Linked DNA regions of Mus musculus: region 2 is linked to region 1. Evidence: chromatin contacts called from ENCODE Hi-C or POLR2A ChIA-PET data. All regions are on one chromosome and are shown on one strand. The core of a region is the stretch at or near the end of the contact, and the rest is flanking DNA. Distances in the headings are between cores, read along the strand shown.

Evidence for each region. A loop is a pair of places that touch in the nucleus more often than their neighbours do. ChIA-PET counts read pairs that join two places held with the same protein, here RNA polymerase II (POLR2A).
Region 2: a loop to region 1 is called in a map of T-helper 1 cell, with 3 times the contacts of the local background. The contact joins the promoter of B230217O12Rik here to the enhancer-like site in region 1. A Hi-C loop is called at or near these places in 1 of 37 maps with a recorded cell type or tissue (T-helper 1 cell). POLR2A ChIA-PET finds 5 or more read pairs at or near these places in 1 of 5 experiments (Patski).

Annotation. Positions count from the first base shown.
Region 1 is chr19:57,077,852-57,081,914 of GRCm38, reverse strand. It overlaps Ablim1 (actin-binding LIM protein 1), which reads left to right. Exons shown (of 26, transcript NM_178688.4): 8 at 2,044-2,102. Among named protein-coding and RNA genes, the nearest start is that of Afap1l2, 71 kb to the right of the region's middle. Within about 2 kb of position 2,690, at least 2 of the 3 ENCODE cell types and tissues checked have a DNase peak (open chromatin) inside an H3K27ac peak, as active enhancers do.
Region 2 is chr19:57,358,831-57,363,328 of GRCm38, reverse strand. B230217O12Rik (RIKEN cDNA B230217O12 gene) reads left to right here and starts at 2,430. Exons shown (of 3, transcript NR_040316.1): 1 at 2,430-3,315. Fam160b1 (family with sequence similarity 160, member B1) reads right to left here and starts at 2,320. Exons shown (of 17, transcript NM_145505.4): 1 at 1,959-2,320. The coding sequence starts at 2,003.

The DNA of each region.
Region 1 (4,063 bases), core at 1,441-3,940:
GAAAGGGGTTCCAGCTGTGCACAAATATACCAACCTCCCAAATGAGCTGCATTCAGACCCCCAGGGCGCTTCTAAGTTTTCTCTGGAGTGGAGCTGGGTTACTGCTACCTGCTCTCTTGGCACACCTTCGAGAATAAGCTTCGTTTCCCTCAGCATCTGATGCTCTCTGGGGTCACAGGTCACATTCCCAGTGTGTTTGACCTTTGGAGAACAATGCTGACATTGAGTGTGGACTGTGTCCTGTCTGGTGCCTTCTGCTTAGTAGAACCTCCCAGAGAATGCTTCTCCTGACCTGCCCATGACCCTTTGGTTCTCCATATCCACATTTAGAGATTTCCTGTGCTTTATAGTTAGAGTGTGAGCCGATGTTAATATTGAAGGGACCTGCATGTCTGTCTGGTTTTTGTTTGACCTACCCCCTTTCTCCTTCTTCTCCCCACCCCCCCTTCTCCTCCTCTTCTGTGTCAATGATGCGAAGTAGAAATGATTATTCGATAGAGATTGAAATATTATTCTGCTGTAGAATATATTTCCTTGTCTTTGATAGTATTTTAGCTCAGCAGAAAATATTATTCATGAGTTAATTTGGCGACTTCTGGTATACAGAGGTTGCTGCTTGGGAGTCAAAGTTGAGAAGATGCTGTACAGATACAAAGACTGGTGTGGCTTCTGAGACTCTGAGGTGCCAGTCACTAACGAGCCAGTAATTTCACTAGTTTGAGTCTTTCCAAGTGATCTGTGTTCTTCAGACCCTCCATGTCTGAAGAAATACATGTGTGGACACAGAATTGACATATCATCCTTTCCTGTGGTCGTACATGTATATGATACCTGTTATGTATGCATCCAGTCTTACACAATCATAGCACAGGGGCTGAAGTTTCAAGATAAGGACTTTAAGCTTTTTTAAAAAATGGAACAGAGTTTATTTAGGGCATGGGGAGGGGAATTGAGGATGGAGTAGAGATAGAGAAAGGCAGAGAGAGGGAGAGGGGACAGGGGACAGGTTGGGGGAGGGGGAAGGGGAGTGGACAGAGTAGAGAGGGGAGAGGAGAGGCCAGCCAGGAACATGTAGAGAGAGAGGGGAGAGGGGAATAGGGAAGAGAAGAAGGGACAGAGAGGGTGAGAGTAGGAGAGTAAGAGCATAAGAGAGACTTCCAGCTTTTTAATTCTTTGATACCTGTGTCACCCATGAAGGTTCTTCGAAGTCTGAGAAAGGGAGATCTTAGAAGCAGGAACAGAAAATCCACCTCGGTCATTACTTGACTCATTGAAGCCAAAGGATTTTGTTCCTGTTACTTAATTAAAAAGTTGAAAGATTTATAAACTAAGTTTAACAACGTTGCCAGTTGATCTGATTTCTCCTCTAAGTGTGGGCAACTATAGAAATAGAAGAATGAGGGGTGAGAGGCGCCTCAGTGGTTAAGAGCACTATTTGCTCTTCCAGAGGTCCCAAGTTCGATTCCTAGCAACCACATAGTGGCTTACAATCATCTGCAAAAGAATCGGATGCCCTCTTCTGGTGTGTCTGAAGACAGCGACAGTGTACTCACATATATAAAATAAAATAAATAATCCTAAAAAAAAAAAAAAAATGAAAGCTTCAGTAGGTTTTACACCTGGACCTGGGCCATTGAGTTTGACTCTACTTCTCTTCATTAAGTGGCTTGGGTGTTTTGATGGTTACTTATGTAAACATGGCTTTAATTCTAAGATCAAGTAGAACCAGTAGTAAGGACTCAGGTCTCAGGTGTTACTTTTTAAAGAACAATGATTTATGTTTTAAAAAGAAAGACAATGTAACCCTATTAAAAGGGAAACATCTCTTGTGTGAGGCTGCTCTCAGACTCCATTCTGTGGCCCTCCATTGTGCCCTGTGTACAGCAAGTTCAGAACTCACTCAAAGGGTAGAGTTGACTTCACGGTCAGAGGTCACATGTGGGACCCTGTGCTGGGGAGGGAGGGGTCTGTGGAAAGTCTGCTTAACAGGACTGTGCCTTCTTTCCATTTCCTCTATTCCCACAGTTCATTCTGTCTTTCCAGGTTCTACCGTGTGGCATCCCGACTGTAAGCAGTCCACTAAGACAGAGGAGAAGCTGCGGGTAAGGAAGGGGTCAGAATGGGATGCTCTGGAGGTCACCACTGTGTGCTCACTAGTTCCTGGGCTTTGGGGAAGTGCTTCTCATGGGCTCTTTTTTTTTTTTTTTTTTTTTTTTTTTTTTTCCTTTATAGAAAACCTGAGGCCAAAGTCCAAATGGCCAACTAAGAGGGTTCCCTCCCACCATAAATATGTTCTATTGTTGTTCTTAAGCTTGTGTTGGACTCTGTTGGCCTTATCTTGGCAGTCAGTGACTTAGGAAAGTACCCAAAAGTCGTACAGCTAGGGGAAAATGATTCATCAAGTAGCCATGGTAACCCTCTTGGCTTAAACCACCATGCACTGTTTTGCCCCAGACTCTGTAACTATTGCTTAGCTCTGGTGTGTTTTGCTCATTTCTGAAATCCAAATTCAAAAGAGCAGCCTCTAGCTCCAAAGGATACAAGTCACTCAGGCATAAAACCTTATGCTTATGGCAAGGATAATGCTGCCATCAGCTCTATGATTGGTCAGTCCTCAGAGCCGTCCTAGAGGGCAGAGTTCCACTTCCGGAGTTGTAAAGCCCAGACTCTAACCTAGAGCCTGGCCTTGGTCCAGATTTTCACGCAGGGCTGACTTTTCCTCACAGTGATAATCAGGCTTGATCCCAGCCCCTCTGTTAAGAGTCCCAGGGGAAGGAAAATGGAGTCTGACTTTAATCTTCTTGCTGTCCCAAGGAAAGAATGGTTTAGATTTATTTTTGAGCTGGACTCAAGACTCATGAACCCCCTGGGCCTACCCTTAGGCGGCGCCCATCAAAGGAACAGTTAGTGGATTTTTCAGGTCCCTTCGCTGCCCCCTCTGGACTTGTAGGCCCTGTTTTCTTATCTCCTTTTGACTCTCATCACTGGCATACATGCATGCACGGGAGCCTTTACTTTGTATTTTGTTATTAGCGGCAGGCTTTACGTAGAGGAAAGAGAAAATCTCGGAATAATTGAGGGCCAGGGGAAAGCAGAGGGATGTGCCTGCCGATATCGGAACGGTTTTCCCTGCTTCTGACATGCAGCTTCAGTATACACACACACACACACACACACACACGCACACACACACGCACACACAGCTAATAACTAATGGCCCCCTAAGTCCATTCATCCACCAGGTAGACTGAGCTTGGAATTTGGAGGAAGCACGGGTATTCAAGCAACAGGCTACCTTCCCAGAGCGTTGGCACTGGTGCCTGTGGACACTTTGTTCCAGGGATATAAAACTGCACTGGGGCTCCTGCCCAAAAACCACCCAAGGAGCCAGGCATCCATCCATCCCACCTCTACAGGGTGGCTTTTGTTTTCGAAAGAATCCCGCATCCCCCACCCCCCCTTTTTCAAAAAACTTCATCCCTGATGAAGTCTTTGTGCGGAATGGAGAGGAATGTTAATGAGGCCAGACGGAATGGGCCAGGCATATTTTCTCTGTAAGGATAGCTGCAGTTTGCAGAGCCTCTCCCTAAAATGATCAGAAAACAAAGCAAACCCTTGAACACATCTCCACGGAACTCTCTAGGGAAGCTTATGGAAAAAAATGAATAAAAGATTTCACTGGCTCTGGCCAAGAGGAATGGTCTTCCTTTGTTTTGTCCCTTCCGTAAGCTTTGCAGAAAATTGCAGTGCTTTTCTCTCCGTGATGCCCTCCCTGGGAGGCAGGCTGGCTCGAAGTCACCATCATCCATAGGAAGGGGCTGGCCTCACCTGAGGGAAGTGGCTCCGGCCCAGAGTTGGGGTATAGGCTGATGCTGGTGAGGCTTAGAGTGGGGTACATTTTCAACAGAGGAATTAATCTGGAGTGCCTGAAGGGTGTGTCTACGCACACTTCTTGAGCCAAGATTTCCTGGCCTTTTAATCACATGTCAAATTAGAGCAGTTTCCATAGCAAAATGAAAATGTTTGAAGACTCTGAGCAATGCCAGAGTGAGCCATGTTCTTG
Region 2 (4,498 bases), core at 1,181-3,680, 280 kb before region 1:
CTGCAGTACCCGGAGGATTCTGTTCCTTAGTGTGCTGGGTCAGGATGTAAAAGGTTAGAGAAAAAGCCAACAAATTAAGGAGCAGGAAGACTTGTTTATAGACAAAAGCAAGCAAAACAGTCAGGGAGGTGAGTAACCGAGGAACTAATCTTGGGTTATGAAAAACATTCTTCAGCTACCAGACGATGGCTTGTTTATCATTGTCTGGGGGAGTTCTTTCCCAGGATAGCGTTGAAGGGGCGAATAAAAAAAAAAATTCTTCAAGGGATGAGGGACCAAATCTATAAGATCTTAAGTTCAGGGCCAGCCTGGACTACATGCGACCCCTCCTAAGAGCAAAGCAGAGCCAATCACATTATCAGGAGCAGTCCTTTCTCTTGGCAAAGCGTGTGGGTGGCTGTAACACAGCTTAGAAACCAGCATGGAGCAAATGAACTTGACATTTCCACAGGCCAGACATTTATTCCTGGGACTGGGTGAACATAGTGAGCTCCTCCCTCCTCACGGCAGGATGGGGAAACTGGATACTACAGAGCCAGAGGCTCACGCAGGTAATTTGATAGATGCTAATGATACACGTAATTATAAAAAAAAGAGTACCAAAACAGAAAACACAGGCCTTGGGACCAAACTGAGTCTATAAACCAAAAATCCTAGCCAGGCTTAGAGACATGCCTAGAATTTAAGTACTCCAGAGGCTAAGGTAGAAGTTCGAGGCCAGTCTGAGCAGAGCTCAATGAGTTCAAGGCCACCTTGGGGCACTGGGCAATTCTCTATCTCAAAAATAAATAAATAAATAAATAAATAAATAAAATAAAATCCAGTGGGAGTGTTTTTATCTAGAACACGGCAGGCCCCAGGGTTTCATCCATATAATTTATTCATAGTTATCTTTTAGTTATCATTATATCAAGCAATGTTGAACTTTAAAAGTTTGATGACTCTTTATAGTCTGAAGTATAATACAAAATATCAATATAAGTGTTGTTAAAAGTTTTAAAAATTATTTTACCAATGCTGTTGCACACTGACTCCATATTAAGCAAGAAAAGTAGAATTGGCATCTTAGAGTGCAGTTCTCTACCCCATGTGTCAACACTGCTCCTCAGGCAACCCCATTTCTTTCTTGTTTGATGTGCCACCAAGCGAAACCCAAATTCCACGAAGTATGTAAAAAGCAATTGTGTTAAAATTTTGTCTCCATATCTGAAACTCACAACTCTAATTTTCTTAGCTGACCCTAAAAACCACCGTGGTATTTTGTCATCTTTTTACTTTTCTTTAGAAAGTCATGTGAATTTGAAAGTGCTACTATTAGGCCATTCTCAATATGCAAAGAAAATGCCATTAAAAAAAAAAAAACACAGTAACTTTCTTCACATAGGATGATACTCAGTCCAAAATTAGCTAGTAAAATAAAGCAAAGGGTCGCGTTTAGCACCGACAAGAAAAGCATTCTCTTCCTAGGTTTTTGGGTGCTGTACGTTTGGCGGTTTGAGTTCTGTCCCCCCGGTGCTGTTTAGGACCAGGCTCACAGTACAGCGGTTGCAGGCTGCGCCAAGAGCCTCCAGGAAGCGCATTACAGACAAGAAAAGGGAAACAGATGGTGTGAGCTGGGCGATCGCGGACCCGCAAACTCCCGCAGATCGATCACCGAGGTCCGGCCGAGGTGGGCCGCTGGGCCCGAGCTGGCAGAGCCGGTACCGGTGTGGACCGGGCCCCAGGGTCCCCGCCGCTCCTCTCTCACCCGTACCAAAGCAAAAGCAAGCCCTGCCCACCAGCACCGCCGTTCTTTTGTCTTGCGCGGCGCTGGCCACGTAGCCCCGGAGGTTAACGGCCAGGAGGCCTCGGGAGCCGCCCGGTCCCCGGCTGGAGAGCAGAGGCCCCGGGGGTGCCCAGGCCTCGCCGCAGCCTCCCTCCCCGCGCCTCGCAGCCCCCCGCACCCCAATCGGACTCACCGCCTCCACGGCATGCTGCAGGATGGACGTAAGCTTGGAGAACATCCTGTCCCGGGACTGCAGCAGCTTCTCCCGGGACGACCTGGAGAGCTCCTCGATGCGCCGCCGCCGCCCCTGCTGCGGCTGCCCGGGCCGCTCCAGAGTGAAGGCCGGTGCGGGCGGGCCCGGGCGGGGAGCGGAGGGCGGAGGCCGGGCGGGAGGCGCGGCGGCTCTGATCGGAGGACGCGGGGCCGCGGCGGGCGGCTCCGAGGTCGTTCGGCTGCAATCGGGGCACCGCGGAGCTCAGCGGCGGCGACGCGGACACGGTGGCAGGAGCTCGGGCTCTTCCGGCTGCCGTGCCCGCCGCGGCCTGCAGGGGACGCTGATGCGGCCCGGGGAAGCCCAGGTCTCCGCTGCCGGCGTCGCTGGACGCGGGGCGGGGCGCGCAGAGGCCAGGGCGGGGAGGGCGGGGCCAGCAGGGAGGGCGGGGCCGACTTGAGGGCGGGGCCGATGGGGAGAGCAGGGCGGGCGGGGTCGGCGGGGCGCTGAAAGGCTGAGGCCAGGAGGGAGGGCGGGCCTGGCGTGGCGCACCCGGCGGTGCTGGCACTCGTCTCTCGGTGACCAGAGAGCAGTGTGAGGATTTGGCAGCGACGTGTTGACGCTGCGCTTGCGTACCATACGTAGGGCAAGACTGGAAGGCCGCTGGGAAAATACCAGCATCCCGAACGCAAAAAACGGACAGCGGGTCCACGTGCTAGGGATTCGACCGCATCCAATGCAGGTGGGAAGATCCCGCTAGACTAAAATAGCTTATCCTTATCAAAACCCGGAAATGCCAAATGGACACGTGGGATGAGGGTTCGGTTAAATAACGCAGGATGGTGGCCTACAAGGTTTCAGTGTGTTTCTGGAAAAGGAAATAATATTCAGGATGCCTAACACCGATGAGTGAAGCCTCAAGTTAATGAGCCCTGGGCTGGAGGCTTCCTAAAACACTATGCAAATGTGTATTAAACAAGGCGTAGAGGAAACACTGACCATTTTAAGATGGTTGATGCAACTTCTGAAAATCTGAAGAACTTTGTTTCAAGCTGGTATTAGCATTTCACGAAAAGGATCGGGGAGTTCTGCATTAGGGTGAAGTAGATTTCTCATTAACATGGATGAAAAATACCTATTGATAGTATAATTCGTTGAGCAGAGGGCAGAAGAGGGCGCCGCAACTCTGAGCAGGGTTGAGAAGCCTGTTTGGATCCAGCTCTGCCATTCTGGGCCGTGAGGTTACCAATGTAGCAGTGAAGAAAGCCGGGGATCACAGGCTCTCCTCCTTGTTATAACATTAGTAACAACACAAGAGGAGAGGAAACCAAGAGAGAAGGTAAGGGGAGACTCGAGTCTTTCTCATGCTTTGGTTGTTTGCTTCTGCTATGCTCAAAAGCAGGTAAGCATAGCCTTGCTTTCTGTAAACTAAAACGCTGGCAACATCCTCTGTTATTTGTTGGACATTGAGCTGTGTTCCTTGCCACGTTCAAGGTCCTTGTTCCTGCTCCATCCTAGAGCACACAATGTTTGTTGTTATTATTCATACTACTTATGAGGTTTGGTCAGTTTATCAACCATAATAATTTTCCTGGCTAATTACATGGCAGTTTGTATTTTCACAATGTCCTGCAGCCACAACTTGTGTAGGGAGTGATGTTTAGGCGGGCTACAAGTTGTGTGTGATGGATATTTAACTTTGCATACTTATTATAAGCACAATAAAATATATGTTTGGCTATGGGTTAATATCAATACTCAATGATTTATCTGCCTGGTCCCTAATTTCTAAGACGCACAAGTTAGCTAGAACTGTAACTGAGCCAGTAGGTAGATTTCCTACTCCCGTTCCGAATGCTGGGAGAGGCACTAATGTAAAGCCAGTAGGTAGATTTCCTACTCCCGTTCCGAATGCTGGAGGAGGCACTAATGTATAGCCAGTAGATAGATTTCCTACTCCCGTTCCGAATGCTGGAGGAGGCACTAATGTATAGCCTGCCTAGTGCTTGGATGCAGTTGTTGATGCAGTTGGACTCACCTCAACCACTGCTTTGAGGAAACCCAAGAGGAGGCTCCCTTTACCCTTGAAAACACCCTAGGTGCCTGAAGTACCTCAATTGGAACCTCCTGTATTTATTCTATTAAGCCCATAATAAATTTAGTTCTTTATAAAAACGGGACTGGAGTATTGTTTTGTGGCTAAGAACGTTTGCCGCTCTTCCAAGGTACCAAGTTCAGTTCCCGGCACCTGTGCCCGGTGGCTCACAACCTCCTGCAACTCCAGTTGGTTCCAGAGGGACCAACACCCTCGTCTGACTTTTGTGGGCATGTGCACACGTGTGAACTTGGAAGAAGCGTACACACATCCAAACACAGGGAGACTGGAGAACTGACACCCAAGTGGGCAGGAGCCAAGAAAAACGGGAACGGCTAGATGATACATATTTTCAGCGTTTGACGGTTTCTGGTGCAGTAGAAGGATGTGGGGGGAAAAAAATGTAGCACCGTTCCCCTCACAAGGC